2 separate regions of the Homo sapiens genome follow, and region 2 is linked to region 1. A link is a loop called in an ENCODE intact Hi-C map of the cell type or tissue named here. Cell type or tissue: breast epithelium. All regions are shown on one strand. Each heading gives the region's core, and the rest is flanking DNA. Links, peaks and the distances in the headings are about the cores only.

Region 1 (6,177 bases), core at 550-5,549:
ATCTGCATGTGCTTTCTCCCCACAGCACATCTCAGCTGAGGCTAGGCACATTTCAAGTGGTCAATGGTGAAGCAATGAATAGCTGAGCTCTAGAGCCTGTGTGCCCTACCTGCCCATCCATCACACAGTGCCTGTTCCCCACCCGTAGGAACAGCTCCGATGATTCAGTCCCCTCCTCACACATCTCGCCAAGTCTCCTTCCTACTTCCCAACAGAAGCCCGTGCCCTCAGCCCCTCTCTCTTCACCTTAACATCTCCTTCCAGATTCCAGGCTGTAGCTCACATGGCTGACTCCACCTATAATATCCCACCCTGAGCTACAAGACATGGGAGCATTAACAACGAAAGCAAAGGAAACAATTCCAACTAGATGGATGAATGGTAAATGCAAGTTTTTTAAAAAACCACAAAATTAAAAGCCAGCTGGGAATGGGAATCACAAATGTGGTAGAGAAGCAGTTAGTGGTCTCAGTCTTTAAAGGGTTTCTACTTTGACAAGAAAAACACTAAAATATCAACGTAGGAAACTGGGTAGGGACATGAACAGACAGTTCACAGATAAGGGAATAAAAATGGCTCACAACATGTGGGTAAATGATCAGCTTTACCAGTGATCACAGAAAGGCAAATAATGACAATAATATACTATTTCCCCTACTGCATCGTGCAAAATTAAGACTAGGACACTACTCAAGGCTGGTAAGGGTGCAGGGAGAAAAGCACAGAGCCCACGCTGTTGATAGGAGTGCATTCCGGAAAGCCTTAAAATATTCATACACTTTACCCAGTAATTCCTCTTCCAGGAATCTTCTAAAGAAATAATCAGAAATGCAGACAAAGACATATGAGCACAGATGTTAATCACACTGTTATTCATTATTGCCAAAGCAACCTACATGCCCAGTACCGTAGAGATGGTATATGATTTACAGATTACCCAAACAATGAAAATCAGGCACCTACTTAAAAACGATGTTGATTAAGATGTTTAATGATATGGAAAAAAATCTATATAAACTTAAAATTATATATTCAATATAATCTCAACTTCATAAACTTTGCAAGAAAAAATGGCTATCTGGTAATTAAAAAGTGTTGGTTGGTTAACTTTGGTTGGTGTGACTTTAGGTGATGGTTATTGTCTTCTTTATACATTTTTAAAGTAAAATGTACATATCAAAACACACACACCTTAACTGTACAATTTTGACAAGTGAATACACCCATGTATCTTATGTCCCTATCATAATATAGACATCTCCATCTGCCCGAAAGTTCCCTTGTGACCTGCTGAATCCCCACCTTCCCTGCAAGGGAAACTCATCATTTCCTTAGATGAGTGTGCTTATTCTAGAACCTCATAGCAATGGACTCATTAAGTATGTATGCTTTGTGTGTATGGCTTGCTCAGCGTTATGTCTATGACTTTTAGATTTTAATTTTCTAAATTTTTCATGTTGTACCTGCCCGACGCCAGGAATTTTTTTTTTTTTTTTTTTTTTTTGAGTTGGAGTCTCGCTCTGTCACCCAAACTGGAATGCAGTGGCACGATCTTGGCTCACTGCAAGCTCCGCCTCCCGGGTTCACGCCATTCTCCTGTCTCAGCCTCCCGAGTAGCTGGGACTACAGGTGCCCGCCACCACGCCCGGCTAATTTTTTGTATTTTTTAAAGTAGAGATGGGGTTTCATCATGTTAGCCAGGATAGTCTCGATCTTCTGACCTCGTGATCTGCCCGCCTCAGCCTCCCAAAGTGCTGGGATTACAGGCGTGAGCCACCGCACCTGGCCTTCCCTTTTTTTTTAGATGTAGTCTTGCTCTGTTGCCCAGGCTAGAGTGCAGTGGCATGATCTTGGCTCACTGCAACCTCCACCTCCTGGGTTCAAGCGATTCTCCTGTCTCAGCCTTCCAAGTAGTTGGGACTACAGGTGCCCGCAACCACGCCCGGCTAATTTTCATATTTTTAGTAGAGACGGGGTTTTGCTATGTTGGCCAGGCTGGCTTCGAACACCTGACTTAAGGTGATCCACCCACCTTGGCCTCCCAAAGTGCTGGGATTACACGAGTGAGCCACCGCACCCGGCCAAGAATTTTTAAAAAGGTTATTTCCTAAAAACAGGAAGCTCATTCTTGGATAGCCCACAACTAATCTATGATTACTCCTTTGAAGCTGCCTCCTTCAAGCCCTCTGCTCCACCGTCCTACTGCGCCGAGCTTCTGTGCGCTGGGAGGCTGGGCTCCTAATCCCGACACATACTGTCTTCTCCTTGTAAGTGCGGTGGTTGGGGAAGTGGCTGTGCTGTGGCACCCTGGAAACCCTGCCCATATCCGCATGCGCCGAGACTTGACCCACAGCAGATCTCAGTCTTGGCAGAATGCCTGCCTGTGGCTCTCCTTGAACACAACAGCACGGGACAATTGCAAAGAGCTGCTACAAGGGCATTTCTCACTCGTTTCCTTACATATACCAAGGAGGCCGTCCTGAGACAGCTGCTCGTCTCCTTGGGTTCTGATGAGATATGAGGCCTTTTGCCTCACCCCTCAAGATGCTGCTGCAGGCCATAAAGCTGCTTAGCTGCAGAGGGCGTTGGCTCCTCTACAATAGGCATCCTGTCATTGGTGCTTCTGACATGTGGCCCCTTTTACTCTGGTGTCACCCTGCACAAGGGCCGCAGGGACCTTGCACTTTTGGCTCCTCCTCCTCTCACTCCACACAGGTGGTGAATGGAGTCTGAAAAGGCTTAGCTGTTTCTTTACCAGCTGAATCCTCTGTCAGGCTTGGCCTTGCCTTGTGCTTGGCAGTTGCCAAGTACACGTCTTTGCTGGTTCCCTAGGGCTGCTGAAACAAAGTGCCATAAAGTGGGTGGCTTTCACAATAGACGTCTACTGTCTCACAGTTCTGGAGGCTAGAAGTCTGAGAACAAGGTGCCAGCAGGGTTGCTTCCTTCTAAGGGCTCTGACGGAAGGATCCACGCCAGGCCTCTCTGCCTGGAGTGTGGGTGGCTGTCTTCTCTGTCTCTTCACATAGAGTCCCTGAGTGTGCCTTGGCATGGAAATTACCCCTTTGTATAGGACACCAGTCATACTGGATTAGGGCCTGCCCTTGCGACCTCATCTTAACTAATTCCATCTGCAATGACCCTATTTCCAGACAAGGTCACATGCTGAGGTACTGGGGGTTAGACTTCACATAAAAATTTAGGGAAAATACAGTTCAACCATAGCAACATCTTTGTCCCCAACTAGACTATAAGCTCCTGGGTCAAGAGAGCCTCAGTAAGTGCTGGACAAGTGGGTTCGGTAACAAAGAGAAGGAAGGGAACTGAATAAGGTCTTGTCAGGAGACACCTGTGGAGGGCCTGGCGTGGTCTTACCCCAGCAATAGTCCCTCAGCCTTGTCATGACCCGGAACTGGCAGGGCTCAAAAAGACAGATAAAGGATGTAAGGAAGACTCCTAGCTTAGTGATTCACAATGGGGACATCCATTTTAGGAACAGGACAGCTCTTTTCTCCCAGCCATGGCATTTATTACCTTCTCTGGGGGTGGTCTCCTGGGAAGCCACACTGGTCACGCTGGCTGAGAGCCTCAGGCGGGGGGCCAAGGTGGGGCCCCTGAGGACAGTTCACCCAGGTTCTGGGGGAACCTGAGGAGGAAACAGAGATGATATCATCCACCTCCAACATTATAGGTAAGGAAGCGGAGGCAAGAGACTGAGTGAGTTGTCTCCTTTTGGTGACAGGGTGACAACCCTGTGAGTGACAGAGCTGGGACAAAATCTCAGGTGTCCTGACCTCCTGTTGAGTGCTTTTACCATGCCGAGCTCTTCAGCCAGCAGTTCATCTTCCCTCAGACTCGCTGTCCTCAGCATAATGGAGCGCATGCCTTCATGCCCCTCCCACACCACGCGGGGCCTTGAAGCCGTGGACGCACGTCCCAGAGGAGGAGGGCAGGCTGCAGGAGCTGGTCAGAGAGGAATCTCCCAAACACCTTGCTCTGCAATGGACTCTGCTTGCCCCAGAAGTGGGAGGATTCCCAAACATGTCTATATCCAGGCATAGAATTTACTGTGGTCCTTGCACACCTAGTGCCAGCTTTCGATGGAGAGACCAAGAGGCCAAGACTACTTTCCGCACTCAGCACTGCCCCCTATGCTTTGTTCATGATAAAAAAAAAATCCATGTACAGAGGCTCCTTGACTTATAATGGGGTTTCATCCTGATAAACCCATTGTAAGTTGAAAATATCCTCAGAAACATACATTTAATATATGGAACTTACTGAACATCAAGCTTAGCCTAGCCTACCTTAAATGGGCTCAGAACACTGACATCAGACTACAGGTGGGCAAAATCATCTAACACAAAGCCTATTTTATAATAAAGCGTTGAAAATCTCAAGTAATGTATTGAATAGTATACCAAAAGTCACAAACAGGATGGTCGTATGGGTACTTGAAGTATAGTTTCTACTGAATGCCTCTTGCCATAGTAAAGCTGAAAAATTGTAAGCAGCACCATCACAAGTTGGGGACCATCCATACCTGCGTATAGAGCATAAGCTGCTTTGAGAGCCTTTTCCTTTGCCTTTGTATCTGATTCCTCTCTTCCAGTTCCTGGGTTGTATAGATGCTCAGTAAGAACATAGTTAGACAAACGCACCAATAAACTTATGGGAGAAGTTCCTACCTGCCATGATGATTAGGTGGGGAGGGGAGGGGTCAGAATTGATGAATTCATTTCTTTTCTCCTCTACCAAAGTCTGCTCCTGAGTTTGCTTTTGGAATGCCTTTTCCTCTCTCCTGCCCTGCCCTCCCTTCCATTTGGCTCCCAGACAGCAGGCCTTGAAAGGGGGCTGTTCTTTAGGGAAAACTTTTCATTAATTCCACATATATTCCCAGAATTGTCAGGTTTTTTCCAAAGTCTCTATTTAGAAATATCATAGGTTTACTCTTTTTTAAAACAATAAATTATCACTCCAAACCAGCCCATAAAAAGAAACAGGGGGAGGGAAGGTGAAAAAATGAAACCCAACCACGTCTTCAATGGGAAAGACGTTCCCATTGAAAATCTTACTGGGACACCCAGTTTTTCTTACTGGAATGGTGAGGCTGACATGATCGAAAACTGTGCCATTTGGAAGAGTTCACTAGTGCATTTGGGAATTTTCCAAGGGAAATTTCAGGGAATCAGAGACTTCTGAGAAATGCGTGATTCATAGTGAAGGGATCCACTGTTTCCTCACTGAAGGCTGATTCTTTAATGTCGTGACATAATCTCCAAATCATACCTTAGTCTGATACCTTTCAAGATCTAGCAAATATCAACAGGCCACTGTCTTGGGTGCTCAGTGATGCATAAAGAGAGGCTCTGACCCTTTAAGGAACATGCATGCCTATTCAAGACTGCTCTCAGCGTGTGTCTCTATTGTACTCTCTCTCTTTCTCTCTCTCTCTCTCTCTTTTTTTTTTTTTAACAGAATCTGAACACAGAGTTGAAATAAACCACAGGGATTATCTGGACCCATCCATCTGTGATGTTATTTCAGATGCTGCCTCTCCTTGAGGTCTTTCCTAACTCAGCAGCCAAACTAATTACTGCTTGCTCTGAGCTCCCATGCACCTTGCATAGAGTCTGTTACAGCTTTTCCCAGAGTGCGTTATAATTATTTGTTTGCATGTCTGTCTCCTGGGCTCCTGGGAACCAACATCATGTCTTACTTAGGCTTACATTCCACGCTAGCTCCTAGCAGAGTTTTTGGCAAATAGTAGTTGCTCAATTGATGTCTGTTAAATGAGTTAAAAAGGACTCACTTTCTGCAGACAGTAAAGCTGGGGTCTCAGAGGATTAAGGTGCTTTGGGTAAGATAAAGATTGTATCACTGCTTACATTCATCTGCTGTTAATTATGAAAGAGAATGAACTAATAGGGCAGCATATTGTCTCCGTTTCCTGTATTTACTATTTCTGACCAGATTTACAGGGGACACATGCTTCTAGCTGGTCCCTGCATGTTGCTTGATTGTTCTATTTAATGTGGTTTACTCTGGCTAATGATGGAAAGCTGCAGTCCCTCCTGTTTGCCCCAGAGAGGACAGAAATGCTTTGCTCAAACCTCAGACTTATTGGGCCTGTTCTTTGTATTACAGGAAGAAGGAGCTGGTTGGGAAGTGTGAGATCAT
Region 2 (6,177 bases), core at 666-5,665, 71 kb before region 1:
CTATGATATTTTATTATAGCAGCCTGTGTTAGTTTGTTTTGCATTGCTATAAAGGAATACCTGAGACTGGGCAATTTATAAAGAAAAGAGGCTTATTTGGCTCATGGTTCTGCAGGCTGTACAAGAATGGCAGCATCTGCTCAGCTTTTGGTGAGGCCTCAGGAAAATTTTACTCATGGCAGAAAGTAGAGGGGGAGCAGGTGTGTCACAGGGTGAGAAAGGAAACGAGAGAGGGAGATCTAGTCTCTTTTTTAACAATCAGATCGCACATGAACTCATTACCACTGGGAGGGTACCAAGCCATTCGTGAGGGATCCACCCCCGTGACCCAAACACCTCCCACCAGGCCCCACCTCCAACATGGGGGATCACATTTCAGCATGAGATTTGGAGGGGACAAACATCCAAACTGTATCACAGCCTGAGCTGAGTAAGACAGACCCCTAGAGGCTATTGTTAGAACCCATCTGTAAGAGTTTGGCTGATGGTTCCATTGTTCGAAGAAAGAGGCATTTTGTGATGAGGCCCTTTGTGATGAAACCCTTTGAGTTTCAGGGATTGAAAAGAAGTGTGATTCTTTGAGGATGGAAAGGCAGAAAGGGAAGGTGAGGAGAGCAGTTGAGAGTCTCTGACACAGAGGGATAGGGTAACTAGCTCCTTGGCACATAGGTGTGGCATGGGGCTGGAATCGCTGAGCATTGGGAGCTGTGACCTGGAAGCCTAAGCAGCCTCACTGGCTGGTCTTAGCTCTGTGGGAGTGCATGCTCCTCTCCAAGTTCTGAGGACCATGTTCAATAGTAACACCAAATAGCAGGGAGAAACAGTGATGAGGTGGACTAACTGGACACCAGACCTCAGCTTGGGACGGGGAAATCAGATGTTCCTGTCTGCCCTTTGAACTGTGTACATCTCTAGGGTTTTTTGTTTGTCTTAAAAACTATTCATAGGAAGGAGGAGACTCAGGAGCTAATCCAGAAGGCAGGGCCTGATCAGGGTACATTTGAGTAAAAATCAGTTGCTAAGTTTTGCCTCAGGAAATATTGGAGCAGTTGATTCCCCAGGGCAGCCAGGGTCTCCTGTTTCCTGGGTGGTGGAGGCCAGCTGAGGCAGATGGGAGCAGCCACTTCGGCCACATCCAGATTCTGTACAGTGGCTGGACAGCCACAGTCTTTGCAGAAAACTCAATACCTTTATTTCACTTGGTTTCAGAACTCTCAGACTTGGCATCTCAAGAACAAAAGAAAATTCTAGATGGAAACCTCATTTAAATTCTGAAGAGTAGTTATACTTGGAGGCACAGTGTTCAGCTGTTTGGAGATTTGTATATTTGGCACTTACAAACAGCAGCATCCGTGACAACAACAACAGGGACATATAGATCTAAAGGTTTAATGTTTAATAGTTTATGTTTTGTTGTTACACAGACTTACAAGGCAAAAACAAAAAACCCCCAACCAGGCCTGTTGTGCATGTTGCGATTGAGTGATGGATCTTTGTAAGCTACTAGGGAAGTTCTCCTGGAGTCTTAGAGGGAGGGGAATGAGATGGGCTAGGAAGAAACAATGGTAAATAAAGCCCCTGGCTCCAAATACCCTGACTATTTGGCCTGCCATCCAATTTGCTGAGGAATTAAGAGCAAGTGCCAAGGAGTAGGGATGGAGGATGTCTTTTTTTCTTACGATTTGCTAGTTGCTCTCTTCCTTTGGGCCCGGCACTGAGTTTCATTCACGTCTGACAAATGCTCACCAACCATGACCAAGTGTCCAGAGAAAGACCCAGGGGCCTCAGGTCTTGGACAATGCAGATGCTGTCTTTGTTTTCCCAGACCCTTCCTTCAGCTTCCCCTGAGTCTGGGGCAGGCTTTGTTTTCCCTCTTGCTCCAAGACTGTATTTCAGAGACCTTGTGAATCTGACCATCAACTCCAGAGGTCCCTCCACTTAGGGTATAATCTTACAGCTTTACCAGCTAAGGGGCTGATGGCTGTTCAGTGAGATCCCAGCCAGCCTTGGGAAAGAAGCCCTGCAGGTTCTAAGAACAAACGTTTTCTTTCTGCTTTGGTTGGCCCCTTGCCTTCACCAGGTGTCATCAATTTTACTGATTCTGTCTCTGAAGCCATTGCTTACTCTCCTTCCCCCTGCCTTCATCCAGGCCTCTCTCACTTCTCCCTTGTATAATTGTGACAGCATCATAGCTCCTCTCCTCTCTCTGCCTTCAGATTCCTTCTGTTCCAATCTGTTTTCTACATGGCTACTCAAGAAATTCTTCTAAAACACACATCAGTTTGTGTCATTTTCTTGCTCACCAACTTCCCTGGGTTCCCCATCACCCTCAGGATTTTTGGCTATCCACTCCTTCCCCCTGGACTGCCTCTCCCCTCCCTCCTTCCCAGAAGAGGATTCAACTTTTGTCACCTCCTTGAGAAGCCTTCCCAGACCCCTCTGGGTAGGAGTTAGCCGCTTTTAGTTATTTCCTTCTTTGTGCTTCCATTGCATAATAACGGAGATCCCTGAATACTTACTGAGCTCTCTCCATAGGCTGAGAGCTCTCCAGACACCTTGCAAGCATCGTCTCATTGATTCTCACAAGAGCCTTATGAAGTCTGCACTTTCCTTATTTCCATTACAGTTGAGGAAATGAGACAAGCTGCCTAAACATATGTGAGGTTGTGTGTCTAGATGGTTATGGAAGCCGCATTTGAATCTGAGTAGTTCAGCTCCTGAGCCCATGTCTCACTAAGGGTACACTATTCTGAACCTGTGTATCTCTGTGACAGCACTTACAACATTTTATTATTGTTTATTTACATCTCTTCCTTTCATTTGACTGAGCTGCTTGGGGGCAGAAATACTGTGTTTTTAATCACTAAGACTAGCCCATAATAAGTGCTCAATAAATTCCTGAAGGAGAAAGAAAAGAAGGAAGTGTTACCATGATTATATCAATAAGAACATAGAAATAATTCAGGAAAATGTTCAAATTCCCTAGGGTCAAGACCAGGCCTGTGTTACCTATGTTAAGGGAATAATTTAGTCTACAAAAACAGGTAAATAGTTTTGCTACAAGTAAAAAGCTGATGTTCCTAGAAAGTCTGGGCCAAAGATGGATCAGCCCAGAACATTTGTCTTAACAATGAAATAAGTAATCACAATCAGACACTTTTTTTTTTTCTTTTGAGACAGAGTCTCACTTTGTCACCCAGGCTGGGGTGCAGTGGCCCCATCTTGGCTCACTGCGCCCTACACTTTCCAGGTTCAAGCGATTCTCCTGCCTCTGCCTCCTGAGTAGCTGGGACTACGGGGACACACCACCGCCCCCTGCCGCCCCCCAGCTAATTTTTGTATTTTTAGTAGAGACAGAGTTTCACCATGTTAGCCAGGCTGGTCTCAAACTCCTGACCTCAAGTGATCTGCCCGCCTTGGCCTCCCAAAGTGCTGGGATTACAGGCATGAGCCACGGCACCCAGTCATCAGACACTTATTTTGTAAAGAATTATTGAATTCACCCATACATGGTCTGTGTGGATATAGTCTGGAATCCAGGTGAGAACTGATGGAGTATTTATGGAGAAATGGCTGATTATAGGACAAGGATTTCTAAATATTCTAGGGAACTGACTAATATTTCCAAAGATTTCCTATTCTCCAAGCACAGGAACCAGCTGGAGTGGAGCCAAGGCTCAGGCTTGGTCGGGGCAGAGCAACTCCTCTATTTCACTTGTTAGATGTCCTAAACCATTTTGTCCAATGTTATTGATGCAAATTGGTGGTTGTGATGGTTAATTTTATGTGTCAACCTGACGGGGCCTTGGGTGTCTAGACTTTTGGCTAAACGTTATTCTGGTGTATCTGAGAGGATGTTTTTTGATGGGACTAACATTTAAATTGATAGACAGACTGAGTAAAACAGATTGCTCTCTCTAATGGGGCTGGGCCTCATCCAATCAGTTGAAGACCTGAATAGAAAAAAAAGGCCAAGTAGGAGGAAGTTCCTTCTGCCTGACTGCTTGAGCTGGGACACTGGTCTTTTCTGCCTTTTGGCTCAGACTAAAACATTGGCTGTTTTTGGGTCTCAAGCCTGCTGGTTTTTGGACTAGAACTTTCACCATCTACTCTCTCGATTCTCAGGCCTTCAGACTCAAACTGGAACTATACTTTGACTCTCCTCAGTCTCCAGCTGCCTGACCACAGATCTCGGGACTTCTCAGCCCCCATAATCTTGTGAACCAATTCCTTATTTTATATATGTATACTGTCATGCTCTGCATAATGACATTTAGGTCAATGATAGATCACATATACAATGGTGGTCCCATAAGATTATACTACTTTAGCTTTTCTATGTTTAGATATGTTTAGATACACAAATACTTACCACTGTGTTACAACTGCTGTCAGTATTCAGTACAGTAACATGCAGTACAGGGTTTTTAGCCTAGGACCGATAGGCTCTATCATATAGCCTAGTTGTATATTTGACTGTATCGTGTAAATTTGTGTAAGTACACTTTATGTTGTTCCTGTAACTGAAATGCAGATCCAGTCATTCACTGCTTGCAGAGTCCAATTAACAAGAGTGAGGTCTGATATAAAGGAACTGCTTTATATTCTATTATAAAGACACATGCACATGTATGTTCATTGCAGCACTATTCACAATAGCAAAGACATGGAATCAGCCTAAATGCCTATCAGTGGTAGACTGAATAAAGAAATGTGGTACATATACACCATGGAATACTATATAGCCATAAAAAAGGAGTGAGGTCATGCCCTTTCCAGAGACATGGATAGAGCTAGAGGCCATTATCCTTAGCAAACTAATGCAGGAACAAAAAATCAAATACTATGTGTTCTCACTTGTAAGTGGAAGCTAAATGATGAGAACACATGGACACACAGAGGGGAACAACACACACTGGGGCTTATTGGAGAGTGGGGGTGGGAGGAGGGAGAAGATCAGAAAGAATAGCTAGTGAATGCTGGGCTTAATACTGGGGTAATAAAATAATCTGTACAACAAACTCCCATGACACAAATTTACCTGTATAACAAACCTGCGCATGTACCCCTGAAATTAAACTAAAAGTTAAAAAAAATTCTTCCAATCTATGAACATGAGATGTCTTCCCATTTATTTGTGTCTTTTAAATTTCCTCCATCGATCTTTTATAATTTTCAATGTACAAATTTTTCATCTCTTTCGCTAAGTTAATTACTAAGTGGTTTCTTTTCGTTGCTAATATAAATGAGATTGTTGTTGGTGTATAAAATCACCATTGATTTTTGCATCTTGATTTTGTATCCTGTAACGTTAATAAATTTGTTTATTAGTTCTAAAAAAAGTGATATATTATATTTCAAAGCTAGCTTAGGGGAAGAAGTACAGGCTTCTTGTCTTAAGGGTAGCAGGTGCAGAAAGTAGGAATTATTTTAAAAGGGGGCTTGGCATGAATGGCATGCAGGGGAGAAAGCAATTGGATGGAGGTCCACATAATTCGCTTCAGTGCCTTATCTACTGGGCCATTGAGCTGGCGCCTTCATGGGCAGAACTAGGTTTTAAAAGTGTCTGAAACTCTCCAGGTGGGAGAGAATTTTGTAGTGGGCATACTTAGGCTTGTAAATTGAGTGTTGCTCTCGAGGCAATCTTCAGCCGGGAGAGAGTTCCACTCTGGAGCCCCTAAGCATATAGTTAGATGAACTTGCCCTGTAGGGAATGTCTGGTGATGGGGAGGTCTAAGTAGGAAGTGAGGAACAGGGGAAAAGGAGAAAGGAGAAAAGAAAAGAAAAAAATCATTCTGTTTTTCTTAGACGAATGGGAGTACTTGGTTACATTCCTACAATGACAAAGCTGCCTTCATGACTCATTTCTCAGAAAACAGTGCTGTAGTTAAGCGATGCATGACTCTATCTGTCTATCTATCTGTCTGTCTATCTATCTATCTATCTATCTGTCTATCTATCTATCTATCTACCTATCATCTATCTATCTATCTAATCTCCTATTGGTTCTATTTCACTGGAGAGCCCTGCCTAATACAGTTGTTTTAATTATTCCTCATTTCCAATGTACTTTCCTCCTTGACTTTCATTATGGGTGGAGCAGGCTCTGTTTGATTCTAAAATTATATGAGGAAAATATAAAGAGATAACCACAAAATTGCTAATTTTTTTGGTGGA

Evidence for each region. A loop is a pair of places that touch in the nucleus more often than their neighbours do. Peaks named below come from ENCODE experiments on the same cell type or tissue, not always from the same donor. Only the 100,000 strongest peaks of a DNase experiment are listed, where the experiment ranks them.
Region 2: it touches region 1 in a loop (19-fold over the local background); 1 of 110 quality-filtered maps calls a loop at or near these places.

Annotation. Positions count from the first base shown.
Region 1 is chr15:58,306,896-58,313,072 of GRCh38, reverse strand. No RefSeq gene overlaps it. Among named protein-coding and RNA genes, the nearest start is that of LIPC, 120 kb to the left of the region's middle. In breast epithelium, for the core only: no CTCF peak of the experiment used is centred there; DNase peaks (open chromatin) are centred at 2,352 and 2,892; H3K27ac peaks cover 1,997 bases.
Region 2 is chr15:58,378,242-58,384,418 of GRCh38, reverse strand. No RefSeq gene overlaps it. Among named protein-coding and RNA genes, the nearest start is that of LIPC, 51 kb to the left of the region's middle. In breast epithelium, for the core only: no CTCF peak of the experiment used is centred there; no DNase peak of the experiment used is centred there.